Regions from separate parts of the Homo sapiens genome. Here region 1 is linked to region 2. Evidence: read pairs that join two places in POLR2A ChIA-PET (ENCODE). Cell type or tissue: GM12878. All regions are shown on one strand. Each heading gives the region's core, and the rest is flanking DNA. Links, peaks and the distances in the headings are about the cores only.

Region 1 (16,593 bases), core at 99-5,098, 690 kb before region 2:
ACAGCACTTCTCTTTGAGAGGTAATTGGTAACTGAAACATTTTTTATTATTAGAGACAAGGTTTCACTATGTCACTGTGTTGCCCAGGCTGGTCTCCAACTTCTGAGCTCAAGTGATCTTCCTGCCTCCCAGAATGCTGGGATTACAGGTGTGAGCCACCCCACCTGACCGGAAACATTCATAAAAAGGAGAAAGTCCACATTCCTCAGAGAGCCTCAGTCCCAGATTCCCAGATGATATATCCTTAGGGTTCTGAAATAATTTTTTTTTACACTTTTTTGTTTTTTTTCTTTCTTTTTTATTTTTTTTATTTTTATTTTTTATTTTTTCAGACAGGGCCTCACTCTGTTGCTCAGACTGGAGTGCAGTGGTACAGTCTCAGTCTCAGCTCACTGCAGCCTTCCATGGCTAAAGTGATCCTCATACCTCAGCCTCCCTAGTAGCTGGGACCACAGGCATGTGCCACACCCAGCTAATCTTTCATATTTTTTGTAGAGAAAGGGTTTTCACTGTGTTGGCCAGGCTGGTCTCAAACTCCTGGGCTCAAGTGATCCTCCCTCCTTGGCCTCCCACAGTCCTGGAATTACAGGCATGAGCCACCGCACCGCCCTCTTTATCCTTAAGTAACATTGATATGGAGATAAAAAACATGGGTTCTTGGCCAGGCGTGGTGGCTCACACCTGTAATCCCAGCACTTTGAGAGGTTGAGGCAGGCGAATCACTTGAGGTCAGGAGGTTGAGACCAGCTTGGCCAACATGGCAAAATCTCGTCTCTGCTAAAAATGCAAAAATTAGCCAGGTGTGGTGGTACCTGCGACTGTAGTCCCAGCTACTCCGGAGGATGAGGTGGGAGGATCGCTTGAACCAGGGAAGCAGAGGTTACAGTGAGCTGAGATTGCACCACTGCATGTCAGCCTGGGTGACAGAGCAAGACCCTGTCTGAAAAAAAAAAAAAAAGCATGGGTTCTGGAGTTGGAGGTGATCAGTGCTGGGTGTATTAATTTCCCATGGCTGCAATAACAAATTATGACAGATTTTTGGTTTAAGACAACAGGAATGGATTCTCTCTCAGTTCATGGTCAGAAGTCTGAAATCATGGTACTGGCAGGGCCACAATCCCTGGAGAGGTTCTACAGGAAAATCCTTGCATCTTCCAGATTGCAGTGGATCCAGCTGTTGCTTGATTTGCAGCAGCGAAACCCAAGTCCCTGCGTCTGTCTTCACTCCTGTGTCTTGTGTCCTCTTTTTTCCTTTTTTTTTTAAAGTGAGATGGAGTCTCGCCGTGTTATAGGCTGGTCTCGAACTCCTAGGCTCAAGTGATCCTCCCACCTCAGCTGTTCTTTTCTTTTCTTTTTTTTTTTGAGACGGAGTCTGGCTCTGTCACCCAGGCTGAAGTGCAATTGCGCGATCTCCGCTTACTGCAAGCTCTGCCTCCTGGGTTCAGGCCATTCTCCTGCCTCAGCCTCCCGGGTAGCTGGGACTACAGGCGCCCGCCACCACGCCCGGCTAATTCTTTGTATTTTTAGTAGAGACGGGGTTTCACCGTGTTAGCCAGGATGGTCTCCATCTCCTGACCTCGTGATCTGCCCACCTTGGCCTCCCAAAGTGCTGGGATTACAGGCTTGAGCCACCGTGCCCGGCCCCAGCTGTTCTTTTCTTATAAGGACACTGGGCATTGGATTTAGGGCCCACTTTATATCTAGGATGATCTCATCTCAAGATCCTTATCTGCAAAGACCCTATTTCCTAATAAGGTCACCTTCACAGATTCCAGGGGTTACAACTTGGATGTCTGTCTTTTTTTTTTTTTTGAGATGGAATTTTGCCCAGGCTGGAGTGCAATGGCGTGATCTCGGCTCACTGCAACCTCTGCCTCCCGGGTTCGAGCGATTCGCCTGCTTTGGCCTCCCAAAGTCCTGGGATTACAGGGATTAGAGGCATGTGCCACCATGCCCGGTTAATTTTTTTTGTATTTTTAGTAGAGATGGGGTTTCTCCGTGTTGGTCAGGCTGGTCTCGAACTCCTGACCTCAGGTGATCCGCCCACCTTGGCCTCCTAAAGTGCTGGGATTACAGGTGTGAGCCACCGCCACCAGCCTCACATATGGCTAATTTTTAAGTTTCTTCTAGCGATGCGGTCTCACTATTTTGCCCAGGCTGGTCTTGAACTCCTGGGCTCAAGCAGTCCTCCTGCCTTGGCCTCCCAAAGTGCTAGGATTACAGACGTGAGCCACTGCGCCCGGCCAATAAATATTTATGTCCATGTTACTGACAGCAGTGTTCGTTGGTGTGGCATGGGAATGAGCTAGCTTTTCTAGGAGGAGCCCCCTATGCTCCAGGGCTGCCCCGCTGTCTTGGCTCACCGGCCATGGGAGGGAGTCCTGGGCCATGATCTGTACCTAACATAGGAGGCCCAGGAGAGGCACGTGGGGAGGACTTCCAGCCCTGTTCCTTGACGTCTGCACCCTCCAGGGGAAGGATGACAGCTGCAGAAGGGCCTGTCTCTGTCACTCTGTAGTGAACAGTTACTTCTTGCCATCTGAAGTCACCCTGGCCTACGTCCATGAGATTGGCCAAATGGCAACTACCAACACCAGGCCATTTTCCCTGTGCAGAGGGGGAGGCCCTTTGGCGTGGGCTTCCTGGGCTTGAGGAAGCTTTGGCATGGCCTCTGGAGTTCCTGGGCATAGGCTGCCCTCCCTTGGAAAGGAGGCAGTTTCTCAGGGAGGGGTGCCGGGAAAGAGAACAGAACAAACTCTCACTTCCCCAGCCCTGTGGCGCTCTTTCTGGAAATGACTGTGTCACTTTTCTTTCTTGGTCAGCACGAGTCAGTGTGGCCAGTGCTTTAGACTCTCCCATCCCCTTGGCTCAGAAGCTTACACAGCAGCATGGGCTCCGTCAGGGGCTAAACTTCAGTTTGTGAGGGGCATGCCATGGGGTGGAAAGTTCAGAGAAAAACCCTTTGTCCAAAGAAGGTGAAGAATGGCCTGCTGTCACCGAACCAGGGGCCCTTGTGACTTCCTTTGGTTACACTCCTGGGATCCCCCTGACAGCTGGGGCAGGGGTATAGAAGAGCTTGTTATGTGCCCCATCTTTAGGACATCTCGGTGTCAAGCTGGAGTGACAACAGGGAAAGTTAGTAACCCCAGAAAGGCATTTGTGTTTCAGCGGTGCCTGCGTGTGGCTAATGGATACCGTCATTTATTGAGCATTTATCCCGTACCAGACTGTGCATAAACTTGTGTTGACTCAAAATGCTTGACCTTGGGGGCAGCTAGGGAAAGGGCAGTGATATAAATTAGGCCTATGGGCCACATTGAGCCTGTGGCCTATTTTTATCTGTGTTTGTATTTTATTAGTGAGACAGAGTCTCACTGTGTTGCCCAGGCTGGAGTGCAATGGCATGGTCTTGGCTCACTGTAACCTCCACCTCCCAGGTTCAAGTGATTCTCATGCCTCACCCTCCTGAGTAGCTGGGATTACAGGCCTGTGCCACCACCCTGGCTAATTTTTGTATTTTTAGTAGAGACAGGGTTTCACCATCTTGGCCAGGCTGGCCTCGAACTCCTGACCTCAAATAATCTGCCTGCCTCAGCCTCCCAAAATGCTGGGATTACAGGTGCGAGCCACCGCACCCAGCCTGTGTTTTATTATTTATTTATTTTGAGATGGAATCTCGCTCTGTTGCCCAGGCTGGAATGCAGTGGCGCAATCTCGGCTCACTGCAACCTCTGCCTCCCAGGTTCAAGCGATTCTCCTGTCTCAGCCTCCCGAGTAGCTGGGATTACAGGCACATGCCGCCATGCCCAGCTAATTTTTTGTATTTTAGTAGCTCACTGCAGCCTCTAACTCCTGGGCTCAAGTGATCCTCTGGCCTCATCCTCCCAAGTAGCTGGGACTACAAGCACATGTCACCACCCTTGGCTAATTTAAGCAATTTTTTTAGAGACAGAGTCTTGCTGTGTTTCCCAGGCTGGCCCCAAACCCCTGGCCTCAAACCATCCTCCTCCTGCCTGAGCCTCAGAAGTAGCTGGGATTATAGTCACGAACCGCTGGGCCCGGTGTGGCCTATTTTTGTACAGACAAAGCTAAGAAAGGCTTTTACAGTTTTTGAGAGATTGATTAGGGAAAAAAACTAAAACCCAATCCACAAACAACAATAATCAGTTGAGACCACAGTGTCCTGCAAAACCTGAAATATTTACTCACTGGCCCGAGGCAGGGGAAGCTTGTAGACCCCTGGGATAAATGAATGAGGCAGGCAGGAGTTGGGGTCTGTGGGGAGTTTGGCCCCAGCCAAAAGAGAAACCAAAAAATCCTCAGGCCGAATAGAGCATACTTCTGAATTGTGTGAGCCCCTTGTGCCAATTGTGGCGCTTACTGTATGTTACCACTTACTCTGAAAAGAGTTCTGTGAGGTCAGAGATACCAACCCCAATTTACTGGTGGAAAAACAGAAATGAAAGAACTTGACTGGCCAAAGTGATGTGGTTGGCAGGCAGCAGAGATGGCTTTGGCATTCTGGGTGACTGGATGCCCACCTTAAATGCATATATAAGTGGTTCAGTGACATTTATCTGTTCATCACAAAGACCCAAAGTAGCAGAGGCTTAATTAAACACGATGGCATTTTATTTTTTGTGCTCTAATGCTAAAGTGTGAAGATTGTCAGGTGCCAAAGTCTCCTGGGCTCTTGGAAGTTCCCAGATCCAGGTCCTCCCCCCGGCTTTTTTTTTTTTTTTGAGATGGTGTCTCGCTCTGTTGCCCAGGGGCTGCAGTGCAGTGGTGTGATCTCAGCTCACTGCATCCTCTGCCTCCCGGGTTCAAGCGATTCTCCTGCCTCAGCCTCCCAAGTATCTGGGACTACAGGCGTGTGCCACCACGGCTGGCTAATTTTTGTATTTTTAGTAGAGACGGGGTATCGCCACGTTGGCCAGGCTGTTCTCAAACTCCTGACCTCAGGTGATCCACCCGCCTCGGCCTCCCAAAGTGCTGGGATTACAGGCCACTGCCCCAGGCTGATCCTCCACCATTCTTAAGGTGAGGTCTTGTCCTCAGGTTTCAGCATGACTGCTGGAGTCCCGCCATTACACCCTGGCTTCCAGACAGCAGGACAGAGGAAGGGACAAAGGAGAAAGGGTGCAAAGGTCACATCCAGGTGTTTGTTAAGAAAGGTTCCCGGTAGCTGATGCAAGGTGCTTCAGCTTTCATTTTGTTGGCTAGAATGTAGTCACATGATCACTGCCAGCTGCAAGGGATGCTGGGAAATGTAGTTTTCAATCTGAGCGGCCATGTGCTCAGCTGAATTTAGGGTTCCAGTTTCCATGGACAAAGAGAGAACATACAGGGAGTCACCTTGGCCACAGTGGGTAGGATCTGGACCTGGCCAGAATGTTGGGAAGGACGTTTCTGGGTTATGGAGAGGTGCTCCAGTGGGCCAGGGCTGGAGACAGCCACCTGGCTTGGAGCACAGGGTCCCCTGTGAGGAGTGGAGGGGCTAAAAGTGGAAACAGGGCTGGGTTGGAATCGAGGATTTTTTTGGTTTTTTTGGAGATGAATTCTCGCCCTGTCACCCAGGCTGGAGCACAGTGGCTCAATGTCATCTCACTGCAACCTCTAGCCTCCCAGGTTCAAGTCATTCTCCTGCATCAGACTCCCAAGTAGCTAGGATTATAAGTGCGTGCAACCACACCCAGATAATTTTTGTATTTTTAGTAGATACGGGGGTCTCACCCTTTTGGCCAGGCTGGTCTTGAACTCCTGACCTCAAGTGATCCATCTGCCTTGGCCTCCCAAAGTCCTAGGATTACCGGCATGAGTCACCGCACCCAGCCTCAGGTGAAATCTTAATGGAAGGTGTCCAGTGCTGTGAGCAGCTCCTGGTCACCAAGCACTGGCCCTCTGTGTAGGGGGTCTGGATGAGATGGGTGGGCAAGGCCTTTCAACAGAAGCTGGAGTGTGGTGTGAACTTGCTAATGACTTTGAGATGCCAAGCCTCACACACCTCAGACCAGGTTGGATTTAGCAGGTGGAGAGGCTCAGGAAGACCTCTGTGGCAGGTGTGTCTCCTTTCTGCGGAAACCTGCTGCTTCTAAGGTCTGCTGGAGAACCTGGGAGGTGGTGAGTTTGCAAAGACATCCAGGGAAGCAGCCACTTAAGCGAGGGCAGGATGGAGGGGCCCACCTGGGCCACACCTGGCTGCTTGAGGTGGCGAGTTGAGGCTGGGAGGGGTTTCCATCAGTTCCATCAGCTCAGAGCTAGGATTTTTTTTTCTTCTTTTTTTGAGACAGGGTCTTGCTGTGTCACCCAGGCTGGAGTGCAGTGACACGATCATAGCTCATTGCAGCCTTGAACACCCAGGCTCAAGGGATTCTCCCTCCCTCAGCCTCTCTACAGGCTGGGACCACAGGCGCACATCACCATGCCTGGCTAATTTTTTTTTTTTTTTTTTTTTGTAGAGACAGGGTCTCACTATGTTGCTCAGGCGGATGTGGAACTCCTGGGCTCAAGCGATTCTCCTACCTTGGCCCCCAAAGTGCTGGGATTACAGGTGTGAGTCATGGCAGCCACGGCTCCAGAGCTCGGGTTCTTAATCTGGTCTGTGGATGGCCCCTGGGGGCGGTCCCATGAGCCCCTCACAATTGGACACAGTTTTGCAAAGGGGTAAAAGGACAAGAATCGGTAGCTGTGACTGTGGATGAGCCTCTGAGCTTCACTTTCCCTCCCTGAAAGGGGGTGACAGTGGCACCTCCCTGGAGGTTTTCGTGGAGGGGAGGAAACACATGTAAAATACTTCACCCCAGTTGGGCACAGAGGCTCATGCCTGTAATCCCAGGTTTTGGGAGGCCGAGGCAGCAGGGCGGTTTGAGTCCAGGAATTTACAACCAGCCCGGGAAACACAGTGAAACTGTATCTCTTAAAAAATAATTTAAAAAAATTAGCCGGCATGGTGGCACATGCCTCTAGTCCCAGCTATTCCAGAGGCTGAGGCGGGAGGATTGCTTGAGCCCAGAAGCTTGAGGCTACATTGAGCCATAATCGTACCACTGCACTCCATCCCGGGAAACAGGGCAAGACCTTGTCTCTAAAAAAAAATGCTTCTTGCTTGATGACTTGTGATATATGAAAAGGAAGAAAGAAAAGAAAAGCTTTGCCCTGTGTGCCTGGCCCGAAGTAAGTGCTCCATAAATTGGCCGTGGTGTAGCTGTGGATTCTCTGCACATTTTTCTGTGCAGAACCTCCCCTGATTTCGGTCAGCTTCTCAGAAGGATCTGTGACTGAAAAAGGGTACCAGTTCCTGGAGGACAGCACCTGATTGGGGAGTGGAGTCTGCCCTGGCTGGTAAGGGATTGGGGGCTCTCTGCGCAGGGCCAGGACATCTCTCCAGGGACAGGCGAGAAGCTTTGAAAGGGCAGGAAGGAGAGGGCAGCAAGGTCAGATGCCGTGAGAGGTCAGAGTGAGAGCCAAGGGGCGGTCACTGGATTTCTGAGCAGGAGGTCACAGGTGACCTCAGAGAGCAGTCCCCTGGAGGGCTGGGGTGGGGGAGGGGCCAGCCAGATGGCAGGTCTTGGGGGAGGTGACAGTGGAGCTGCAGAGAGAGCAGGGGGGACGGTGACCTTTCCCAGCCCACTGAGACCCACTCTTTCATTCATTCAGCCAGAAACAGGCAGCGAAAGTGGACTCGCCGTCTCCATAGTGCGGTAGCTCCCATCCAGCCAGCTTGAAATGGTCAGCAGAAATTCACCAAGCGTCTGCTGTGCACCAGTTACTGTTTTAGGAGCCCAGGGATGTGGTGACACCCGAGATAAACACAAGGTCCCACATTTGCAGGCCTGGGGACATTGTCTGAGGAGCGCTAAATCAGCAATCACTTAAAACAAGCTGAGGGGCTCCAGGATGCTGGGGGAGGGGCTCTGCTTAGAGGGAGGCTGAGGGCAGAGTCGTGCTTGTGGTAAGAGCTCTAGCAGGGGCCAGCTGGCAAGTCCTGATCCACTCCTTAGCATCCCGGTGACCACTTTGTGCCTCAGTTTCCTTGGCTGTCAGTTGTGGATCTTGACATCGTCTACCCTAGAGGGTTGTTGTGAGTGGCGAGCTGATAGAAGTAAAGTGCTTAAAATAGCGTCTGGCACTGCAGGAGGGAAGACCTCCTCTGGGAATGAACTTGTGGGCCTGGCATGGCCAAGGGCATGCAGTGGGGGGGATGGGGAGGCAAGGGACGCCTGTGATGGAGGCTGGGCTCCAGCCATGCTGTGGCCCGCTGTGCTTTCCTGGCGGGGCGATCATGGGCAAATGCCTCAGTGTCCCCGAATCTCAGCTTCCTTATTGGTGGGAGGATTCGGTGAGTGGCTTCCCTGGTGGAAAGTGGCCTTGGCCAGAGTAGACATCTGTGGCTGGACTGTATACAGAGCCCTGCCCAAGTCGGACACAGCCCCCCAATCTCCAGTGCACTCTGTCTTTTTTTTTTTTTTTTTTTTTTTTTGAGACAGGGTCTCACTCTGTCGCCCAGGCTGGAATACAGTGGAGCGATTTCTGCTCATTGCAACCTCCGCCTCCCAGGTTCAAGTGATTCTTGTGCCTCAGCCTCCTGAGTCTCTGGGACTATAGGCATGTGACACCATGCCCGGCTAATTTTTGTGTTTTTAGTAGAGACGGGGTTTCACCATGTTAGCCAGGCTGGCCTCGAACTCCTAACCTCAAGTGGATCTGCCCGCCTTGGTCTCCCAAAGTGCTGGGATTGCAGACATGAGCCACCGTGCCCGACCTCAGTCTTGGGGAGCAGAGAGAAGGCAGACAGAGAACCCCATCTCCTCTGCTGGGGAAGTGGTCTAGGGAGCACCTTGAAGAGAATGGCAGCTAAGGAGAGGTAGGGGAGAGGCTGGCCTGGCCAGAGAGAGGTGAGCTGCAAAGGAGGGGGACCCAGGGGCCTGCAGGGTGTCTGTGGTCAGCCCTGCTACTCTCTGCCTTTCCTGGCTGGAATGCTATCCCTGGCCTCCCAGCACTCTCTGGGTTAGAGGCTGCAGGCGGTCCTGATTAGCACACATGGGAGCCTCACCTTGGGACCTTGTCCAGGGAACCGTGGTTCTCCCTCCAGTTTCCTCCCATTAAATGGAGGGGGCTTTCGAGGATTGGCCCACACCCAACATAGGTGAATCCTTGGTCTCCTGAGCCTGCTATGTGGCCTGGAAGAGAAGATGTATCCCAAGTTGTCCAGGTGTGGGGGTAGGTAGGACACAGAGTAGCCCTGGGAATCCTGCCCAAGACCCCCTCGTCCCCAGTGATTGAGGAGGAGTCCCTTTCCCCGGTGTAGTTTATCTGTCCCAGGGGCCTTCTCCGGCACCCTCTGGATCTGCTTCCTGATCTCACTCTGGGGAACTGCTTGGGGAGCTTCACGTTTCAGTCTCAAGGATCGCGCAGGGCGGACCCTCAGCAGCCTCCAGATCTGCCCAGAAAGTCCACGGTGCCGGCCCTGCCACTTCTTTGTTTGGCTTAAGAGACAGGGTCTTGCTGTGTTCCTCAGGCCGGCGTGCAGTGGTGCGATCATAGCTCACTGTTAGCCTTGAAATCCTGGGCTCAAGCAATCCTCCTGCCTTAGCCTCCTGAGTAGCTGGGACTACAGGTATGCGCCACCACGGCTGGCTAATTTTTTAAAAAAATTGGCTGGGAGTGGTGGCTCACGCCTGTAATCCCAGCACTTTGGGAGGCTGAGGCAGGTGAATCACTTGAGGTCAGGAGTTCAAGACCAGCCTGGCCAACATGGTGAAACCCCATCTCTACTAAAAATACAAAAATTAGCTGGGCGCGGTGGTGTGCGCCTGTAATCCCAGCTACTTGGGAGGCTGAGGCAGGAGAATCACTTGAACCCAGGAGGCGGAGGTTGCAGTGAGCCAAGATCATGCCACTGCACTCCGGCCTGGGTGACAGAGCGAGACTCTGTTTTTTTTTTTTTTTTTCGTTTTTTGTTTTTTGTTTTTTTAATTACGGGCCAGGTGCAGTGGCTCACACCTGTAATCCCAGCACTTTGGGAGGCCGAGGTGGGCGGATCACTTGAGGTCAGGAGTTCGAGACCAGCCTGACCAATGTGGAGACCCCTTCTCTACTAAAAACACAAAAATTATCCAGGCATGGTGGCGCATGCCTGTAATCCCAGTTACTCTGGAGGCTGAGGCAGGAGAATCTCTTGAACCCAGGAGATGGAGGTTGTGGTGACCACAGATCACACAACTGCACTCCAGCCTGGTCAACAAGAGCAAAACTCCGTCTCAAAAAAAAAAAAAAACAAAAAGACATAGAGATGGGCTCTCTAGTATGTTGTCCAGGCCGGTCTCAAACTCCTGGACATAAGCAGTCCTCCCCTCCTTGGCCTCCCAAAGATCTAGGATTACAGGCCTGAGTCACTGTGCCCAGCCCAACCTGCCACTTTGACACTACACAGCTCTGACTTTTGGTTGAAGAATCTGGAGTCCCCAGTTGCCCCCCCTCCCCCTGTGCTTGCCTTTGTTCCCCAAAAAGCAGTTACATGAAGGAAATGGAGACCAGGCCTAACCCAGGGCTGAAGGAGTTGGGTCTGGAGATTCTAGGCCCCTCCTGTGTCTCCTCTGGTGTTGATTCTCTGCATCGCTTCTTTATTTTATTATTTTTTTTTGAGACTGAGTCTTGCTCTGTCCCCCAGGCTGGAGTGCAGTAGCGTGATCTCAGCTCACTGCAACCTCCGCCTCCCGGGTTCAAGCGATTCTCCTCCCTCAGCCTCCCGAGTAGCTGGGATCATAGACACGTGCCACCACGCCTGCCTAATTTTTGGATTTTTAGTAGAGACGGGGTTTCACCCATGTTGGCCAGGTTGGTCTCAAACTCCTGACCTCAGGTGATCCACCAGCCTTGGCCTCCCAAAGTGCTGGGATTACAGACGTGAGCCATCATGCCTGGCCGCTTATTTATTTTAATTGTTGTTTAGTCAGTACACACACATGCCCAGGCCTTAGTTCTGTTTGATGCTTTTGACAATTATGGACACCCATGTCACCACCACCCAAAGCCAGACATGGAACTTGTTCCCCTCTGGGTAGGTTTGTTCAGTGGGACAGCCCCTCTTTCCCTGTCTGTTCCTCTCATCATTTGTCCCCTGCTGCCAGGCGGGGCATTCTTGTAAACAGGTCCAGACTGGGTTTGGGGGGCTCTGTGCCCCCCCACCCCTGCCAGGAGAACCCCCTTTTATTCTTCCTTTTTGTCTGTCTCTTTAAAGCGATTCATTAGCCTTGGCAGGCGTGGGTCTGAGCTGTTTTCCTTTATGTCGTTGGCAGGTCTTTCTCCCGCTAATTGTGTTCTCGGAGCTGGGGTTCATTTTTGCCGGATGTGTTACACATGTGCAAGCGTAGTGGTTTTATGTATAGAAAACCTGCCCAGCGGTGTGGGCATGGGTGCTACTCCTGGCGAGGACTGCAGAAAGGCCCCTGGCCAATCAGTGCTCTCGTGAAAGAGGGATGCTCTTGTTAACCATCCCGGGCAGGGGGCATGTGAATAAATAATCAAAGACTGGGGTGCCTCTTGCAGACTGAGGGAGGGACATTCCAGAGAATTTGCTGCATTCTTCCTTGAACAGGACGGGAAGGCGAAGATAGGCTGGAGCTTCCAGATTTCCATCCTGTGCCCTTGAGGGACCCTCTGCAGGAGCCTGGCTCTGCCTTTGAGCCCTGGAGCCCCTAGATGCAGGATGATGGGATGCCTGGCTCTTACTCCCGCTCACACACTCCAAGTCTCGCTATCAGGACAGCCCCCCACAGGGAGCCACAGCAGCCACAGCTCACTCCCTCATTTTTTTTTTTTTTTTTTTTTTTTTTGAGACAGGGAGTGCAGCGGTGTGAACACAGCTCATTGCAACCTCAACCTCCCAGGTTCAGTTCATGCTCCTGCCTCAGCCTCCCGAGTAGCTGGGACGGCAGGTGGCCCCACACCTGGCTAATTTTTTTCTTTCTTTCTTTCTTTTTTTTTTTTTTTTTGAAATGGAGTTTCACTCTTGTTGCCCAGGCTGGAGTGCGATGGTGTGATCTCAGCTCACCACAACCTCCACCTCCTGGGTTCAAGTGATTGTCCTGCCTCAGCCTCCCCAGTAGCTGGGATTACGGGCATGCGCCACCACGCCCGGCTAATTGTGTATTTTTAGTAGAGACGGGTTTTCTCCATGTTGGTCAGGCTGGTTTCGAACTCCTGACCTCAGGTGATCCACCCGCCTCAGCCTCCCAGCCTGTAGCTGGGATTACAGGCGTGAGCCACCGTGCCCGGCCTAATTTTTGTATTTCTTGTAGAGACGGGGTCTCAACCATGTTGCCTAGGATGCTCTCCAACTCCTGGGCTCATGCAGTCCTCCCACCTCGACCACCCAAAGTGCTGGGATTACAGGCGTGAGTCACCATGCCCCGCCCCCTCCCTCATTTTTATCTTTTATCTTTTTTTTTCTTTTTTAGAGATGGGGGCTGGGTGCGGTGGCTCACGCCTGTAATCCCAGCACTTTGGGAGGCTGAGGCAGGTGGATCACAAGGTCAGGAGTTCAAGACCAGCCTGGCCAAGATGGTGAAACCCCATCCCTACTAAAAAATACAAAAAAAATTTAGCCGGGTGCAGTGGCAGGCACCTGTAATCTCAGTTACTCTGGAGGCTGAGGCAGGAGAATCACTTGAACCTGGGCAGCAGGAGTTGCAGCAAGCCGAGGTCGCTCCACTGCACTCCAGCCTGGATGATAGAATGAGATTCCATCTCAAAAAAAAAAAATGGGGTCTCAATATTTTGCCCACGCTGGTCTCAAACTCCTGGCTTCAAATGATCCTCTTGCCTCAGCCTCTCAAGTAGCTGGGCCTCCTGCCTCAGCATTCTGAGGAGCTGGGCCTCCTGCCTCGGTGTCCCGAGGAGCTGGGCCTCCTGCCTCGGTGTCCTGAGGAGCTGGGACTGCAGGGGGGCACCACCATGCCCAGCTCACTCCCTAATTTGTATAAGAGGAAACTGAGGCACTAAAACTTTGGTGGCAGAGTTGGGATGTGAACCCAGGTTTGGCCCTGATCCGTTCACTTGGCCATCAGCCCTGCAGCCCCTCCTGCCACTTTTCCCACTCTCTGACTCCTCCACAGGGCAGTGCAAGGCCATGGAGGAAGTGCCTGCCCAAGGCTTACCCCTGCTGCTCCTGGTCCTTGTCCTGTGTCACCGTGTTGGCCATAGCGACCTCTTCCAGAGCTCGCCAAAGCCAGGGTCCCGTCTCCCCTGGTTCCTGCCGTGTGCCTGATTTCTTTGTGGCATCAGTAGTGTCTGCCCCCTTCGCCTGTGCCACATCTGGAATCACATCTGGCGAAGCAGCCTGCAGGTCCTGGGGCGGAAGGCGGCCTTCCTAACCCAAACATACTGTTCTCTGAGCCTTGGTGGGGCCAGAAGGGCTCCTGGAGCGCCCTGGGACCTGGCAGAGGGCCTTCCTGCAGCTTTGTGGCCCAGGACATCCTGTGTCTCTGGCTGATGGTCAAAACCTTTCCTTATTCTTTATTTTTTTTTAAATGTTTTACTTTTTGTAGAAGCAGGGTCTTGCTTTGTCACCCAGGCTGGTCTCAAACTCGTGGTCCCAAGCCATCTCTCTGCCTTGGCCTCCCAAAGCACTGGGATTACAGGCATGTGCCAGCATGCTCTGACTCAGACTCTTTCAAGAGGTGCACTAGGCAGGGACTTCAAGTGGGCCTCAGCCCCAGGGCAGCTTCTCCCTGACCCAACTTCGATTTCCTCCATTGGAGGCTGCCTCCGCTCCAGCCTCTCTGGAGCGCCCCCCTGTACTCCCCTCCTCTGGGTGAGGCCCTTTTGCCAGCCTGAAGGCAGGCCCCAGCCCAGCTTGCTGCACTGAGCTCTCTGTCCTTGGCAATGAGAGCCAGGGTGTGGAGGGTCCCAGTCGCTCTGGGAGATGATCCCCCTCAGCAGCCTGGGGTCTTCTTGCCGCTCCATGACACGCCTCATTCAGCCCGACCTTCCAGGCCACTGTGGGTGTCTCCTCTGCAAAGGGCCTCCTGCTGGCCTAGTCCCCATAGAGAGCTGCAGCCCAGCTCCTGCCATGTGTCACAATGTGACAGACCCTCTTTAGCACCAGGAAGCAGGCTTGATTGCCTCCTTGTAGTGGTGAGGCTCAGGGGTCAACTAGCCTGGCCTGGCATTGCCCAGGCCCAGAGCACAGGTAGAACCTGGGGTCCCCTGAGCGTGGCCCCCAGTACCTCCCAGCTGGCTCTCTGGAGGCTGGGATGGAATTTGGCTGTCTTTGGACCAGCTTCTGGGTCCCCAGCTGAGCCACCTGGAGACTGTCATCGCTCTGTTGCTTGGTTTCCCCTCTTAAAAATAGGACTAAGGTCGACCTGGAGGGTGGTTTGAGCACTAACCGAGGCCCTGCACAGCCAACACCTAAGAGTGCTTCCTGGGGCTCCATAAATCACAGCTTCAAAGTCTTGGCCCGCGGGAGAAGAAAGACTGGGCGAGCTGGCCCAGCAGACAGCATGTGGAGCGAGGGGGCTGGTGCAGGCCGGTTTTGTGGCTTTGCACCGCGCCCCCACCCCCTACCCTCCACAACCCCATGCTTTTCATAATTATCCACTAAGCTCCCGCGCTTTCTGGGGCTGTGGAACCCCAGCTCACATCTGCTGTCTCTTTTGTAGTGCACAAAGCCCCAGGCGGTGGCAGCTGATTAGCATGGATGCAGGAGACATTTGCATGTAATAGCTCCCAGTGAAGGGGGTGCCCCGTCTCTTTTTCAGAAAAGCCAAGCTCTTTGTCTTGGCCTTCTATTCTTGGGGTTGCCCTTCGCACACCCCACAACTGAGCAGACTGTCACCCACAGGTCAGGACTACAGGGGAAGCTGTCGACCCTTGAAGGTGGAGCTTAGGGACCAGACCTTAGAGGGAGCCCCCTACTGAGTGCCCCCCAGGCCTCTGACTGAAGAAGCTTCACAGTGATTTATGAGGTTTGGGTGTCCTCAGTTCAGGGGGCTTTCTCCAGAGCCCACCTAGATGGGGCACGCATTGAGTGCTCTGTCTCCTGAGATCTGACCTGGCAGTCTGGGGCAGGGGGAAAGGGCAGCTGCCCCAAGTAGTGCTTGGGGGCACCATGGAGGCCTTGGCCTACCTGAGATGCCAACAGGACACCCACAGACACCTCTGTTCCGTAGGTGGCTGCCTCTCAGCCCTGCCCATACACCACCCAGTGTCCTGTCACTGCGCAATTTGAGAATTTTTTTTTTTTTTTTTGAGACAGAGTCTCCCTTTGTCACCCAGGCTGGAGTGCAATGGTGCAATCTCGGCTCACTGCAACCTCCGCCTCCCCAGTTCAAAGGATTCTTCTGCCTCAGCCTCCCAAGTAGCTGGGATTACAGGTGTTCACCACCATGCCCGGCTAATTTTTTTTTTTTTTTTTTTGTATTTTTAGTAGAGACGGGGTTTCTCCAAGTTGGCCAGGCTGGTCTCGAACTCCTGGCCTCAGGTGATCCGCCTGCCTCAGCCTCCCAAAGTGCTGGGATTACAGGCGTGAGCTACCATGCCTGGCCCAGAATTGTTTATTACCTTCTGTAATCCTACATTCTTGGGGACTCCTGAAGTAGATTCAACACTTTGACTTTGTGAGTTGCCAATGCATTTCCAAGCCCGGATCCAACCGTGGACCCTGGCCTTTTGGGCCAGCAGAAGAGGTGGCTGTTTTTTCTCATGAAATATTTTTGAAGGAATGAAGACGAATGCAGCCAACACCTGTGCACTTCCCACCCTCATTTTAAGGAAACCTTGCCCATGGAATGAAGCCCCCCATCCAATCCCCTCCCCAGGGAACAGCTTTATACTAACTCTGGTGGTCGGCTTTTGGAGGGGCCATAAATGGCCTGAAAAGCTAACCTGTAACCTGTAAAGCTTAAACTTTACAGGTGGGATGTAAATGTTGAGGCGGGAGGATCGCCTAAGGCTGGGAGTTTGAGACCAGCGTGGGCAACATAGCAAGACCCCATCTCTACAGAAAAATAAAAAATTAGCCTTCCATGGTGGTGCATGCAAGCCTGGGGTCCCAGGTACTCAGGTGGCTGAGGCAGGTGGATTGCTTGAGCCCAGGAGTTTGAGACCAGCCTGGGCAACATAGGGAGACCCTGTCTCTACAAAAAATATAAAAATTAGGTGGTTTTTTTGTTTTTTGTTTTGTTTGTTTTTTTTTTTTTTTGAGACAGAGTTTCGCTCTTGTTGTCCAGGCTGGAGTGCAGTGGCGCGATCTTGGCTCACTGCAACCTCCGCCTCCCGGGTTCAAGTGATTCTCCTGTCTTAGCCTCCCAAGTAGCTGGGATTACAGGCGCCCACCACTACACCTGGCTAATTTTTGTATTTTTAGTAGAGATGGGGTTTTACCATGTTGGCCAGACTGGTTTCAAACTCCTGACCTCGGGTGATCCACCTGCCTCGGCCTCCCAAAGTGCTGGGATTACAGGTGTGAGCCACCCCACCGCGCCTAGCCTAAAAATTAGTTTTGTGTGGTGGTACATACCTGTGGTCCCAGCTACTTTGTTTTATTTACATATATATATGTATATGTATATACGTATATATGTGTATACG
Region 2 (15,707 bases), core at 5,930-10,929:
GTTCAAGTGATTCTCCTACCTCAGCCTCCCGAGTAGCTGGGATTACAGGCGCCGGTCACCGCGCCCGGCTAATTTTTGTAGTTTTTTTTTTTTTTTTTTTTTTGAGTAGGGATGGGGTCTCACCATCTTGGCCAGGCTGGTCTTGAACTCCTGACCTCGTGATCCACCCGCCTCGGCCTCCCAAAGTGCTGGGATTACAGGCGCGATCCACCCGCCTCGGTCTCCCAAAGTGCTGGGATTACAGGCGTGAGCCACCGCGCCCGGCCAAGGACTTTTATTGGTTTTTATTTTTGGTTTTGTTTTTTTCTGAGACAGGGTTTCGCTCCGTCGCCCAGGCTGGAGTGCAGTGACGCCATATGGGCTCACTGCAACCTTAGCCTCCCGGGTTCAAGCGATCCTCCTGCCTCAGCCTCTTAAGTAGCTGTGATTACAGGTGCGCACTACCATGCCTGGCTAATTTTTGTATTTTTAGTAGAGATGGGGTTTCACCATGTTGGTCAGGCTGGTCTCGAACTCCTGACCTCAAGTGATCCATCCACCTCGGCCTCTCAAATTGTTGGGATTACAGGCATGAGCCACCACACCTGGCCTGAAAAAGATATTTCAAGATGGAGAGAGAGAGGGGTTAGCTGTGTCACGTGTCCCTGAGTTGAAGAAGATGAGGAAAGAGAATTGACAGTTGAGTTTGGCAAGGGTCTGGTCCCTGCGGACCTTGATAAGAGCTGTTGCATTAGAGTGTTCAGGAAGATAATTTGTAATGAAATGTATTTCGAATACAGATGCTCTTTGATTTACGATGGGGTTACATCCCGATAAACCTATCATAATCAAGTCAGGGGCTGTCTGTAGAGGGATCTCTAGGATATCCCCTAGGGGGCAGTGTTACCCTGGTAACCGTCAAGTGTAACCAGTAGAACTGCCCTCTTGTGAGACCCTTTTTCAGTGCTGGAGCAAACTAGAATACACACAGGATGGAATCATACTATACAGTTACCGTGCAACTTGCTATTTCCACTTAACCATCTATACACGTATACCTAACTTTTGTTTTTAGTAGCTACATGATTCATAGTGCAACTCTGCCATAGTATAATCAACGGTTATCCTACTGATGGACAATTCCTGGACTTTCCTGAGTTTTGCCACTGTGATGATGCAGTAAATGTCCCTGAATCAGTATCCTTAAGACTGGATCTTTAGTGAAGCATAGTTTTCAAAAAATGACATTTGTGAGTACAGTGTCTCACCCCAGTAACCCCAGCACTTTGGGAGGCCGAGGTGGGAGGACTGCTTGAGCCCAGGAGTTTGAGGCTAGCATGGGCAACATAGTGAAATCCTGTCTCTAAAAATAAAATAAAATAAAATAAAAAACAATAAATGATGGCCGGGTATGGTGGCTCACACCTGTAATCCCAGCACTTTTTTGTTTTTGCTTTTTTTTTTTTTTTTTTGAGACAGAGTCTTGCTCTGTGGCCCAGGCTGGAGTGCAGTGGCGTGATCTCGGCTCACTATAACCTCCACCTCCTGGATTCAAGCAATTCTCCTGCCTCAGCCTCCTGAGTACCTAGGATTACAGGTGTGCGCCAACATGCCTGGCTAATTTTTGTATTTTTAGTAAAGATGGGGTTTCACCATGTTGGCCAGGCTGGTCTTGAACTCCTGACCTCGTGATCTGCCTGCCTTGGCCTCCCAAAGTGCTGGGATTACAGGCGTGAGCCACGGCGCCTGGCCCATCCCAGCACTTTGGGAGGCCAAGACGGGTGGATAACCTGAGGTCAGGAGTTCAAGACTAGCCTGACCAACATGGTAAAACCTTGTCTCTACTAAAAATACAAAAATTAGCTGGGCATGGTGGCAGGCACCTGTAATCCCAGCTACTCAGGAGGCTGAGGCAGGAGAATCACTTGAACCCCGGGAGGCAGAGGTTGCAGTGAGCCGAGATCGCGCCACTGCACTCCAGCCTGGGCAACAAGAGTGAAACTCCATCTCAAAAAAAAAAAAAAAACAAAGACATTGAGTCACAGGATGTATATATCTTTCATTTTGTTCATGATTGCCACATTAGTTTTCTCTTTTTCTCTCCTTTCATCCCTTCCCTCTCTTACTTCCCTCCTTCCCAGCTTTGTTGGATGTAATTGACTGAACATGAACTGCTCATATTTAAACCATGCCTGGCCGAAATTGCATGTTTTGACATACAGGTATATCATTAAAACATGACCATAATCAAGACAATTATTTCCATCACCCTAAGAAATTTCCTCTTACCAGTAGCCGAGTGTGATGGCTCATGCCTGTAATCCTAGCACCTTGGGAGGCCGAGGTGTGCGAATCACGTGAAGACAGGAGTTTGAGACCAGCCTGGGCAACACGGTGAGACCCCTTGTAGTCTCCACTACAAATACAAAAATTAGCCAGACATAGTGGCACACGCCTGAAGTCCCAGCTACTAGCGAGGCTGAGGCTGGAGAATCACTTGAACCCGGGAGGCGGAGGCTGCAGTGAGCCAAGATTGTGCCACTGCACTCCAGCCTGGGTGACAGATCAAGACTCAGTCTTAAAAAAAAAAAAATAAGAAAAAAAAGAAATTTTTCTCTTGCCCTTTTGTGCTCTGTCCCCTACTCCAGCCCCTGGCCCTAACTGATTTGTTTTTGGTTCCTGTAACTTTGTCTTTTTCAGAAAGTCATATAAGCTGAATCATACAACGTGTAGCCTTTTGAGCTGGGCTTCTTTCCCCAGCATAAGATGTTTGAAACTCACTCATGTTCCCAGCATTTTGGGAGGCCAAGGCGGGTGGATTGCTTGAGGTCAGAAGTTCAAGACCAGCCTGGCCAACATGGTGAAACCCCATTTCTACTAAAAATACAAAAATTAGCTGGATGTGTTGGTGTGCGCCTGTAATCCCAGCTACTTGGGAGGCCAAGCCAGGAGAATCACTTGAAACCAGGAGGCGGAGGTTGCAGTGAGCCGAGATCACGCTATTGCACTCCAGCCTGGGCAACAGAGCCAGACTCTGTCTCAAAAAAAAAAAAAAAGAAAAAAAGGAACTCACTCGTGTTGTTGGATATGTCAGCAGTTTGTTTCTTTTTTGTTTTCTTTTGAGATGGGGTCTCACTCTGTCACCCAGACTGGAGTGCAGTGGCACCATCATGGTTCACTGTAGCCTCAACTTCCCAGGCTCCAGCAGTCCTCCCACCTCAGCTTCCCGAGTAGCGGGGATTACACCTGTGCACCACCACGCCCAGTTAATTTTTGTGTTTTTTGTAAAGACAAGGTTTTGCCATGTTGCCCAGGCTGGTCTCGAACTCCTGGACTCAAGCAATCCACCTGCCTTGGCCTTTCAAAGTGCTTGGATTATAGGCATGATTATTATTCAGTTGTATTCTGTTATATGAATGTCCCACACTTTGTTTATCTTTTCACCTGTTAGTGACCTGTTTTTTGCATTGTTGCCGGTTGTTGAACAATTATTAGAGCTGTTATGAACCATTTCTTTCATTTTGAGGGTGGCAGATGACACCACTCCAAAATATGCCACTTTGGCATATGGATTGTTTCAGCTAAGTGCACTTGAAAAACAGTAGGTGCAGGAAAAGCACTCTGACCTCCCTCTTTTCTCTGGAAAACGAGATAAACCCCCATATGGAAGATGCCCTCCCCATCCCAGGAAGAAAGTAAAATTCTTTTTAGACAGGGTCTCATCCTGTTGCCCAGGCTGGAGCGAAGTGGTGTGATATCCACTTCCTGCAACCTCACTGCAACCTCCACCTCCTAGTCTTAAGCGATCCTCTCGCCTTGTCCCCAAAATAGCTGGGATCACAGGCGCCCACCACCATGCCCAGCTAATTTTTTTGTATTTTTGGTAGACACAGGGTTTCACTAAGTTGCCTAGGCTGGTGTCCAGCTCCTGAGCTCAAGTGATCCACCCGCTTCTGCCTCCCAAAGTGCTGGGATTACAGGCCTGAGCCACCGCGCCCAGCCCTAGAGCGTACAATTCTTATCACCAGAAGACAGGGAGTCAAAGCTGAGGAAAAAATGTACAAACAAACCTTGTTAAATGAACCCTTATTTTTCTAGTTATTTTTCCACCATTAACTGCTCTAGCCCAAACCCCTTTGTCTTGTCACATTTTCATAATTTACTACCCTTTTAAAACTTTATTTATAATATTTATTTATAATTTTAAAATTTATTTATATATTTATTTAGAGACGGGGCCTTACTCTGCTGCCTAGGCTGGAGTACAGTGGCACAATCATAGCTGATTGCAGCCTCAAACTCCTGGGCTCAAGCGAAACTCCCACGTCAGCCTCCTGAGTACCTGGGACTACAGGTGCGTGCCACCCAGCTAATTTTATTTTCTGTTGTTTTAGAGATGGGGTCTCCCTGTGTTGTCCAGGCTGTTCTTGAACTCCTGGGTCCAAGCAATCCTCCCACCTTGGCCTCCCAAAGTGTTGGGATTACTAGTATGAGCCACCACGCCCATCTATAATTTACTACTTTTTTTTTTTTTTTTTTTGAGAAGTCTGGCTCTGTTGCCCAGGCTAGAGTCCAGTGGTGCGACCTCAGCTCACTGCAACCTTTGCCTCCTAGGTTCAAGTGATTCTTCTGCCTCAGCCTCCCAAGTAGCTGGAATTACAGGTATGTGCCACCATGCCTGGCTAATTTTTGTATTTTTAGTAGAGGTGGGGTTTCTCCATGTTGATTAGGCTGGTCTCAAACTCCCAACCTCAGGTGATCCGCCCACCTTGGCCTCCCAAAAGTGTTGGGATTACAGGCATGAGCCACCATGTCCATCCATAATTTTCTACTGTTTGTCTAATACAGTAAATAAGTGTTTGACTGTAACTGCTTCTTTGGGTCTTCCTTTTCAGGGCTCCCATGTCCCATAGAACTTATGTTAAATATATTTCTATGCTTTTCTCCTATTAATTGATCAAATGTCAGTTTAAGTCTTAGGCCCCGCCAGAGATCTAAGAGGGTAGAGGAGAAATCTTGCCTTCCCTCCACAGGTCTTTGTGTGGATGTTCATTTGCATCTTTCCCTGTGATTGCTTGCTTGCTTGCTTGCTTGATTGATTTTGAGACAGGGTCTCACTCTGTGGCCCAGGCGGAAGTACAGTGGCATGATCATGACTCACTGCAGGCTTGACCTCCCAGGCTCAAGTGATCCTCCCACCTTAGCCCCTGCCCCACCCTCTCCACCCCACCCTCTCAACCCCCTGAGTATCTGGAACTACAGATAAGCACCTCCATGCCTGTTTACTTTTTTATTTTTATTTTTTATTTTTGGTAGAGATGGGATTCACTATGTTTCTCAGGCTGGTCTTGAACCCCTAGGCTCAAGCAATCCACCCACCATGGCCTCCCAAAGTGCTGGGATTACAGGCATGAGCCACCACATCCTGCCTCCCTGAAATATTTGATTCCTTCGGAATTTATTTTTGTATGTGGTCTAAGGTAGGGTTCAGGTTTTGTCTCATTCTAGTGCAAACTGACAAGGCAAATAACACCTCCTTTTCCATGAAGTTGCAATGCGACCTTGAACCTATATTATGTTCTTAAATAAATCTTCCTGAATTTGTTCTTGGATTCCCTCAGTATTTTCCTGAGTCAATGCTATATTGTTTTTGTATTTGTTTCTACTTTCTCTCTTGATATTTTCCCGAGCCAATGTTTTGTTTTGGTTTTTTTTTATTTTTTTTTATTTTAGAGATAGGATCTCACTCCATCATCCAGGCTCAGGCTGGAATGCCGTGGTGTGATCATTGCTCACTGTAGCCTCCAGCACCTGGGCTCGAGGGATCTTCCCACCTCAGCCTCCTAAATAGCTGGAACTACAGGCGTACACCTCCATGCCTGGTTAATTTATGTATTTTTTTTTTAAGTTGGGGCCTTGCTATGTTGCCCAGGCTGGTCTTGAATTCCTGGCCTTAAGTGATCCTCACATCTTAGCCTTCCAAAGTGCTGGGATTGCAAGTATGAGCCACCACACCTTACCCTGAGTCAATGTCAATGTCCTTTTTTTTTTTTTTTTGAGACGGTGTCTTGCTCTGTCACCCAAGCTGGAGTGCAGTGGCGCAATCTCGGCTCACTACAACCTCTGCCTCCAGGGTTCAAGTGATTCTCTTGCCTCAGCAGCCTCCCGAGTAGCTGGGATTACAGGTGCCCACCATCACACCTGGCTAATTTTTGTATTTTTAGTAGAGACAGGGTTTCGCTATGTTGGCCAGGCTGGTCTTGAACTCCTGACCTCAGGTGATCCACCTGCCTCAGCCTCCCAAAGTGCTGGGATTACAGGTGTGAGCCACCACACCTGACCCTGAGCCAGTGTGTTACTATTTTGATGACTGTATGTTTTGCTATTGGTAAGGCAGGTATCTCACCTTCTTATTCATGATTCTTGGCCTGGGATGCTGTTTAGGAAGTGGACATGGCCTGAGTGTCAAGTGACAGACAGCCTACTGGCTGCATGAGAATGCCAGTCCCTTTTTCAGCCTCTAGTTTGACAAGCAGAGTGGCAAGATGATAGTGTCTGTGACAGCTGAAATCAGGAGTGGTTGGTTGCTCAGGAGGATCGAGAAGAGATGAAACCCTGCCACTTGCCTGAGGGACTCTGCTGTCTCGTTTCTTGCAGGTTAAAAGGCATCTTTCCAAAAATGGCTGAACCTGGTGTGGTGGCTATGCCTGTAATCCCAGCATTTTGGGAGGCCAAAGTGAGAGGATCACTTGAGGACAGGAGTTCAAGACCAGTTTGGGCAACCTAGGGAGACTCCATCTCTCTTTTTTTTTTTTTTTTTTTGAGATGGAGTCTTGCTCTGTCGCCCAGGCTGGAGTGCCGTGGCGCGATCTTGGCTCACTGCGAGCTCCACCTCCCAGGTTCACACCATTCTCCTGCCTCTCAGCCTCCCGAGTAGCTGGGACCACAGGCGCCCGCCACCACGCCCGGCTAATTTTTTTGTGCGTGTGTTTTTAGTAGAGATGGTTTCACCGTGTTAGCCAGGATGGTCTCGATCTCCTGACCTCGTGATCTGCCCTCCTCGGCCTCCCAAACCGCTGGGATTACAGGCATGAGCCACCGCGCCCGGCATTTTTTTTTTTTTTTTTGGAGACAGAGTCTCAGTCCATTGCCCAGGCTGGAGTGCAGTGGTGTGATCTCGACTCACTGCAACCTCCACCTCCCGGGTTCAAGCAGTTCTCCCACCTTAGCCTCCCAAGTATCTAGGGTTATAGGTGCACACCACCGTGTCTGGCTAATTTTTGTATTTTTTGGTAGAGGAGGGATTTCACCATGTTGACCAGGCTAGTCTCAAACTCCTGACTTCAGGTGATCTGCCCGCCTTGGCCTCCCAAAGTGCTGGGATTACAGGCGTGATGTACCATGCCCGAACACCATTTCTTAAAATAAATAAATTAGGCCGGGTGCGGTGGTTCATGGCTATAATCCCAGCACTTCAGGAAGCCGAGATGGACAGATTGCTTGAGCCCAGGAGTTCAAGACCAGCCTGGACAAAGTGGTGAAACCCCCTCTCTACAAAAAATACAAAAATTGGCTGGGTGCAGTGGCTCACGCCTGTAACCCCAGCACTTTGAGAGGCCGAGGTGGGTGGATCACGAGGTCAGGAGATCGAGACCATCCTGGTCAACATGGTGAAACCCCGTCTCTACTAAAAATACAAAATTAGCTGGGCATGGTGGCGCACTTACCTGTAGTCCCAGCTACTCGGGAGGCTGAGGCAGGAGAATCAATTGAACCTGGGAGGTGGAGGTTGCAGTGAGCCAAGATCAGGCCACTACACTCCAGCCTGGCGACAGAGCAAGACTCTGTCTCACGGTGAAACCCCGTCTCTACTAAAAAAAAAAAAAAAAAAAAAATTAGCCGGGCGTGGTGGCGGGCGCCTGTAGTCCCAGCTACTCGGAGAGGCTGAGGCAGGAGAATGGCGTGAACCCGGGAGGCGGAGCTTGCAGTGAGCCGAGGCTGCGCCACTGTACTCCAGCCTGGGTGACAGAGCGAGACTCCGTCTCAAAAAAAAAAAAAAAAAAAAAAAAAAAAAAAATTAGCCAGGTGTGGTGGTGTGTGCTTGTAGTCCCAGCTGTTCAGGAGGCTTAGGTGGGAGGGAGGATTGCTTGAGCCCCGGAGACGGAAGTTGCAGTGAGCTGTGATCACACTACTGTACTCCAGCCTGACAGCCTGGGCAACAGAGTGAGACCCTGTCTAAAAAACAGAAAAGTAAAGAAAAAAATAAAATAATTAATTAAGATGGCTGAGTGCTGGCTGGTGTTGTCTCCTCAGCAAGACAGAAGCTCCCTGAGGGCCAGCGCCCACCCTGATTTATTCCTCCTAGTGTCCTTGGGTCCCCAGCTGCCTGGCACAGAGCTTTGGTCCTTGGTGCTCGGTAGAAGTGTCTGGCTGATGTAGAGGAGGGAGCCTGAGTTACAATCCCCCCTCCCCTGCCACTCAGTCTTCGTGTGACATTGGATGTGTCACTTCTTCTTTCTGTGCTCTGGGCCATGAGAACGGGGTCCTTGGGCTATGATGGTGACCTCTGATTCAGACTCCTGCCTGTCTGGTGCCTCTGAGTCAGTGAGAAGAGCGCGGCTGTGACCTCCCTAGACTGTTGTGGTTAAGATTGAGGGACTGCCACTTCCTAGAAATTACCTTGGTCACAGTGGTTAAGCCGTCCAATCTAAGATAAATATTGTACCAAAAAAAATTAAAAAATAAAAACCCACAAAAACACGTCTGAGCTTCTGTAATAGCCTCTGAGAAGCAAGGATGATTCTGGCCCCTGCCTCATGGGCCAGGATCAGAAGTGACGGTAAATGGCAGCTGGAACAAACTCAGGATTACATTTTGGGGATTTGTTTGTTTGCTTGAGACAGAGTCTTGCTCTGTTGCCCAGGCTGGAGTGCAGTGGTACGACCTCGGCCCACTGCAACCTCCACCTCCTGGGTTCAAGTGATTCTCCTGTCTCAGCCTCCTGAGTAGCTGGAATTACAGGCGCCCGCCACAATGCCAGCTAATTTTTGTATTTTTAATGGAGACAGCGTTTTGCCATGTTGATCAGGCTGGTCTCGAACTCCTGATCTCAAGTGATCTGCCCGCCTCAGCCTCCCAAAGTGTTGGGATTACAGGTGTGAGCCACCACCCCTGGCCAGGATTGCATTTTGGAAAGATCACTGCTTAATTATAACAGTTGGCCAGACATGATGGCTCACACCTGTAATCCTGCATTTTGGGAGGCTAAGGAGGAAGAATCACTTGAGGTCAGGAGTTTGAGACCAGCCTAGGCAACATAGCAAGACCCCATCTCTACAAAACACACACACACAAAATTAACCAAGAGTGGTGGGGTGAAGCTGTGGTCCCAGCCACTCAGGAGGCAGAGGCAGGAGGATCCCTTGAGCTCAGGAGGTGGAAACTGCAGTGAGCTATGATTACACCATTGCACTCCAGCCTGGGCAACAGAGTGAGACACTGTTTCAAAAAAAACCAAAAAATTGTAACAGTAACACATACACCTTGTAACAAATTCAACAGTATTGACATCTATAAAGTAGCAAATTATACCAAGATACACACACACACACACACACACACACACACACACACGCGCGCGCGCAAAGTAACAAATAAGCCGGAGCAGTAGCTCATGCCTGTAATCTCAGCACTTTGGGAGGCCTAGGCGGGTGGATCACCTGAGGTCGGGAATTCAAGATCAGCCTGACCAACATGGAGAAACCCTGTCTCTACTAAAAAATACAAAATTAACCAGGCGTGGTGGCGCATGCCTGTAATCCCAGCTACTCAGGAGGCTGAGGCAGGAGAATCGCTTGAATCTGGGAGGCAGAGGTTGCTGTGAGCTGAGATCACGTCACTGCACTCCAGCCTGGACAGCAAGAGGGAAACTTCTTCTCAAAAAAAAAAAAATAAGTAAAATAACAAATGAAAGGTGACAATTTCACCAAGTGCCTCTCCCCAGAAGTAACCTCAGTTACTTTTTTTTTTTTTTGAGATAGTCTCCCAAACTGGAGTGCAGTGGCGTGATCACAGCTCACTGCAGCCTCCACTTCCCAGACAAGAACGATTCTCATGCCTCAGCCTCCCAAATAGCTGGGATTATAGGCATGCATCACCAGGCCTGACTCATTCTTTTGTATTTTTTAGTAGAGGTGGGTTTTTGCCATATTGGCCAGGCTGGTCTTGAACTCCTGTCCTCAAGTGATCTGCCTGCCCCTACCTACCAAAGTGCTGGGATTACAGGCATGAGCCACTGCACTCAGCCCTGTTTACATTTTGTCCAGATTCATTTCACTCCGCTAGGCAGGCAGCTGGAGCCAAACAACTGGGTCCCTGCCGTGTAGCAGTTGCAAGTGGCGGTTGAGGGTGGGCCAAAGGAGGGGTTCCTGTGCCTTGCCTAGCGCTAATGGCCTGGGTTGCCTGGGGGTGGGTGTTACTTAACTCTCCCTCAGAGGGGAACTGGGCTCCCCTGCAACTGTCACATCAGGTCTAGCACTCTGCTTTCAGTATAAGAAAAACAGGCCCTGAGATTTTTTTTTTTTTTTTTTTCCCCTGAAACGGAGTCTCATTCTGTTTCCCAGGCTGGATTGCAGTGGTGTGATCTCGGCTCACTGCAACCTCTGCCTCCTGGGTTCAAGCGATTCTCCTGCATCAGCCTCAGTAGCTGGGATTACAGGCACGTGCCACCATACCCAGCTAATTTTTTGTATTTTTAGTAGGGATGGGGTTTCACCATGTTGGCCAGGCTGGTCTCCAACTCCTGACCTCAAGTGATCTGCCTGCCTCAGCCTCTCAAAGTGCTGGGATTACAGGTGTGAGCCACTGTGCCCAGCCCTGAGATAATTCTCCTTCTAGAAGTTTTCTTACACATTACTTTCACAGCATTGGTCCAGGGACCACCACTGCAGCCTTGTTGGTAAGAGGGAAACAATTATTTATTTATTTATGTATTTTGAGAAAGAGTCTCGCTCTGTTGCTCAGTCTGGAGTGCAGTGGCGTCATATCGGCTCACTGCAACCTCCGCCTCCCGGGTTCAAGCAATTCTCTGCCTCAGCCTCCCAAGTAGCTGGGACTACAAGCACACGCCACCATGCCCAGCTAATTTTTGTATTTTTAGTAGAGACGGGGTTTCACTATATTGGTCAGGCTGGTCTCAAACTCCTGACCTCAGGTGATCCACCTGCCTCGGCCTCTGAAAGTGTTGGGATTACAGGTGTGAGCCACCATGCCTGGCCTAGAAGGAAAGATTTAAAAAGACCACGGCTGGGTGCGGTGGCTCACGCCTGTAATCCCAGCACTTTGAGAGGCCGAGGTGGGTGGATCATGAGGTCAGGAGTTCAAGACCAGCTTGGCAAAGATGGCGAAACCCCATCTCTACTAGAAATACAAAAATTAGCTGGGCATGGTGGCGTGTGCTTGTAGTCCCAGCTACTTGGGAGGCTGAGGCAGAGAATTGCTTGAACCCGGGAGGCGGAGGTTGCAGTGAGCCAAGATCGTGCCACTGCACTCCAGCCTGGCTGATGGAGTGAGACTCCATCTCAAAAAAAAAACCTCAATGAGGCTGAGCACTTTGGCACTTTGGCTCACGCCTGCAATCCCAGCACTTTGGGAGGTTGAGGCAGGAGGATCACCTGACCCTGTGAATTTGAGGCTGCAGTGAGCTATGATCCTGCCATTGCACTCTAGTCTGAGTGACAGAGCAAGATTCTGTCTCTCAAAACAACCCCCAAAACCAATAAAATCCTGCAAGGGGCACTAGCAAGGAGCCAGTGACATAAGGCAGAAGCTTCGTGGCTGTCAAAAAGAAGTGCGATCTTTTTCCTTGTTCCTGGGAATCCTGCAAACATGTCTGCCCCATAGGTAATGCGTAGACAAGGTCATTTGTTATGACATTGAGGATTGCAAAATTGTTCGAAGTGTTACAGGAAAGGGGTCTCGATCCAGACCCCAAGAGAGCATTCTTGGATCTTATGCAAGAAACAATTCAGGACTGGGCACAGTGGCTCATGCCTGTAATCCCAGCACTTTGGGAGGCCAAGGCAGGTGAATCACCTGAGGTCAGGAGTTCAAGACCAGCCTGACCAACATGGTGAAATGCCGTCTCTACTAAAAATACAAAATTAGCCAGGCATGGTGGTGGGGGCCTGTAATCCCAGCTACCTGGGAGGCTGAGGCAGGAGAATTGCTTAATCGGTTGAACCCAGGAGATGGAGGTTGCAGTGAGCCAACATTACACCCATGTACTCCAGCCTGGGTGACAGAGTGAGACTCCATCTCAAAAAAGAAAAAAAAAAAAGTGGAGTGCAGTAACGGGAATGTGTGCAGAACTATGTGTATATTGTGTTGCTTTTGGTGTAAAAAATGGGAATGTGTTTGCAGTGGCATGCCCCTGTAATCTCATCTACTCGGGAGGCTGAGATGGATCACTTGAGCCCAGGAGCTCAAGACCAGCCTGGGCAACATAGCAAAACTCTGTCTCTGAAAAACAGTCTGGAAGCAATAGCTCATGCCTGTAATCCCAACACTTTCGGAGGCTGAGGCAGGAGGATTGCTTGAGCCCAGGAGTACAAGACCGGTTTGGGCAACAGAACAAGACTCCCATCTCTACAAAAAAAAAAAATCTAAAAATTAGTTAGGAGTGGTGGTGCGTGCCTGTAGTCCTAGCTACTTGAGAGGCTAGGGTGGGAGGATTTCTTGAGCCCAGGAGTTTGAGGCTGCAGGGAGCTATGATTGCACCACTGCACTCCAGCCTGGACAATATAGCAAGACCCCTCTCCCTAAAGAAATAATAGGCCGGGCACGGCGGCTCACGCCTGTAATCCCAACACTTTGGGAGGCTGAGGCGGGCAGGTCATGAGGTCAGGAGATTGGGACCATCCTGGCCAACATGGTGAAACCCCATCTCTACTAAAAATACAAAAATTGCCAGGCGCGGTGGCTCACTCCTGTAATCCCAGCACTTTGGGAGGCTGAGGCAGGCGGATCACGAGGTCAGGAGATTGAGACCATCCTGGCTAACACGATGAAACCCCATCTCTATTTAAAAATACAAAAAACGAGCCGGGTGTGGTGGCAGACGCCTGTAATCCCAGCTACTTGGGAGGCTGAGGCAGGAGAATGGTGTGAACCCGGGAGGCAGAGCTTGCAGTGAGCCGAGATCACGCCGCTGCACTCCAGCCTGGGCGACAGAGCAAGACTCCATCTCAAAAAAAAAAAAAAAAAAAAAAAAAATTAGCTGGGCGTGGTGGCGCGTGCCTATAATCCCAGCTACTCAGGAGGCTGAGCCAGGAGAATTGCTTGAATCTGGGAGTTGGAGGTTTCAGCGAGCCGAGCTCACGCCACTGCACTCCAGCCTGGTGACAGAGTGAGACTCCATCTCAAAAAAAAAAAAAAAGAAAAAAAAAAGAAAATAATAAAGGGAATGTTTTGATTATGGAGGCATAGACTATATAGAGAAAGAAAATGATTAATATTAGTTGCCCCTGGGGTGGAGGAAGACTTGCTTTATGTTGTACCCTTCTTTCTGCTTGGATTTTATTGAATTAATTTTTTTTTTGAGACAGAGTCTTGCTCTATCACCCAGGCTGGAGTGCAGTGGCACAATCTCAGCTCACTGCAATCTCCGCCCTCACCTCTCCACCCCCTTTACCCGCAAACCCCCTAGGCTCAAGTGATTCTCTCGCCTCAGCCTCCCAAGTAGCTGGGATTACAGTCATGTGTCACCACGCCTAGATAAGTTTTGTATTTTTAGTAGAGATGGGGTTTCACCATGATGGCCAGGCTGGTCTTGAACTTCTGACCTCAAGTGATCCGACCACCTAGGCCTTGCAAAGTGCTGGCATTACAGGTGTGAGCCATCGTGCCTGGCCTATTTTATTTACTTATTTTTTTTGAGACAGATTCTTGCTCTGTCACCCAGGCTGGAGTACAGTGGCACAATCTCAGCTCATTGCAACCTCCGCCTCCTGGGTTCAAGCAATTCTCCTGCCTCAGCCTCCTGAGTAGCTAGGACCATAGGCTCCTGCCACCACAACTGGCCAATTTTTTTTTTTCAGGCAGAGTTTAACTCTTGTTGCCCAGGCTGGAGTGCAGTGGCGCAATCTTGACTCACTGCAGCCTCCACCTCCCAGATGCAAGTGATTCTCCTGCCTCAGACTCCCAAGTAGCTGGGATTACAGGCACTCGCCAGCAAGCCTGACTAACTTTTTGTATTTTTAGTGGACATGGGGTTTCACTATGCTGGCCAGGCTGATCTTGAACTCCTGACCTCAAATAATCCACCCGCTTTGGCCTCCCAAAGTGCTGGGATTACAGATGTGAACCACTGAGCCTGGCCTCTGCTTGGATTTTATTTTTTTTTTATTTTTTATTTTTTTGAGATGGAGTCTCGCTCTTTCACCCAGGCAGGAGTGCAGTGGCGCTATCTTGGCTCACTGCAAGCTCCGCCTCCTGGGTTCACACTATTCTCCTGCCTCAGCCTCCCAAGTAGCTGGGACTACAGGCACCCGCCGCCACGCCTGGCTAATTTTTTTGTAGTTTTAGTAGAGACGGGGTTTCACCATGTTAGTCAGGATGGTCTCGATCTCCTGACCTCGTGATCCGCCCACCTCGGCCTCCCAAAGTGCTGGGATTACAGGTGTGAGCCACCGTGCCTGGCCGGGTTTTATAATCACATCCATGGATAAGGCAACTTGGTCATGGATGGGGTAAGAGATGGAGGCAAGGAACAGCAGCTCAGGGGAGCCCAGCCACTCTAACCAGGAGAACATAACACACCAGTGGCACTGGTTCAGCCTTGGCAACTATTCTTTTATTGAACATCAGTAACAGAAAGATGCTTGATTTAGGAGGAAGCTTTCCCTCCCTCCCTCCCCCATTGCACCCCGGAACTCAGCAAAGGTGAGCCAGCCACAGAGCATAACACTGTGGCTGGGACACATGTCCATGTGTGTTTCACATACGTGGGCATCTGTGCCACAAGGGTCATGTGGCACCACAGTTCATCAGCTGTGTTTCCCCTTCCTGCCCTGCTGCAGCGCCACAGGTTGGAGGAAAAGCCTGCCTGTGAGCAGGGTCCCGGCAGGGCCCACCCACCCAACAGTGGAGATCGGGCCTCAGAGCTGGGCAGTCATGGGAGTTCAGGGCCTGGCTCGCCTCGGCAGCCTGGTCTTAAAGAGGGACTTGCCCGAGGCCTCGATGTAAGTGACAGTCATCTCTTTGGAGCTGATCTCCACATAGGCAAAGCCACCCAGTGAGTCTTCAGTCCCATAGTGGAAGCGCAGATAGCCGTTGGGGACCTTGCGCTGGTGCCGCTTTGAGGGGTCCATGAAATTCCCAGCCCCACTCAGCACGTAGCCCACGCCATTCTCATCTTGCAGGTACTGAGGATGGAGGACAAGGGGTCAGTGGAGACCCAGCTTTGAGCAGAGCCCTGCCTAAGGTCCAGGGCTCGATCTGGCCCTAACCACAGAGTCACCTTGAGGTATGTAACCCCTCCTGGCTTCAATTTCCTGACTTTTAGGAGTGTATTAATCCTATTTCATAGGTAGAGCACTTAGTAAGAAATTGGTGGCCAGGTGTGGTGGCTCATGCCTGTAATCCCAGCACTTTGGGAGGCTGAGGGGGTGGATTGCTTGAGCCCAGGAATTTGAGACCAGCCTGGGCAACATAGTGAGACCTTGCCTCTA

Evidence for each region. Peaks named below come from ENCODE experiments on the same cell type or tissue, not always from the same donor. Only the 100,000 strongest peaks of a DNase experiment are listed, where the experiment ranks them.
Region 1: POLR2A ChIA-PET joins it to region 2 with 7 read pairs; 2 of 35 experiments call an interaction of 5 or more read pairs at or near these places.

Annotation. Positions count from the first base shown.
Region 1 is chr19:10,874,081-10,890,673 of GRCh38, forward strand. All of the region lies in intron 1 of CARM1 (coactivator associated arginine methyltransferase 1), which reads left to right. Among named protein-coding and RNA genes, the nearest start is that of CARM1, 11 kb to the left of the region's middle. RefSeq lists enhancers at 220-720, 721-1,221, 2,541-2,690, 2,871-3,100, 4,908-5,750 and 4 more. In GM12878, for the core only: no CTCF peak of the experiment used is centred there; a DNase peak (open chromatin) is centred at 2,851; H3K4me3 peaks cover 4,200 bases; H3K27ac peaks cover 4,608 bases.
Region 2 is chr19:11,559,852-11,575,558 of GRCh38, forward strand. It overlaps ACP5 (acid phosphatase 5, tartrate resistant), which reads right to left. Exons shown (of 5, transcript NM_001611.5): 5 at 14,809-15,401. The coding sequence ends at 15,159. LOC124904638 (a long non-coding RNA gene) reads left to right here and starts at 15,398. Exons shown (of 2, transcript XR_007067140.1): 1 at 15,398-15,502. RefSeq lists enhancers at 703-997, 8,482-8,571 and a silencer at 8,022-8,071. In GM12878, for the core only: no CTCF peak of the experiment used is centred there; a DNase peak (open chromatin) is centred at 8,530; H3K4me3 peaks cover 578 bases; H3K27ac peaks cover 2,438 bases.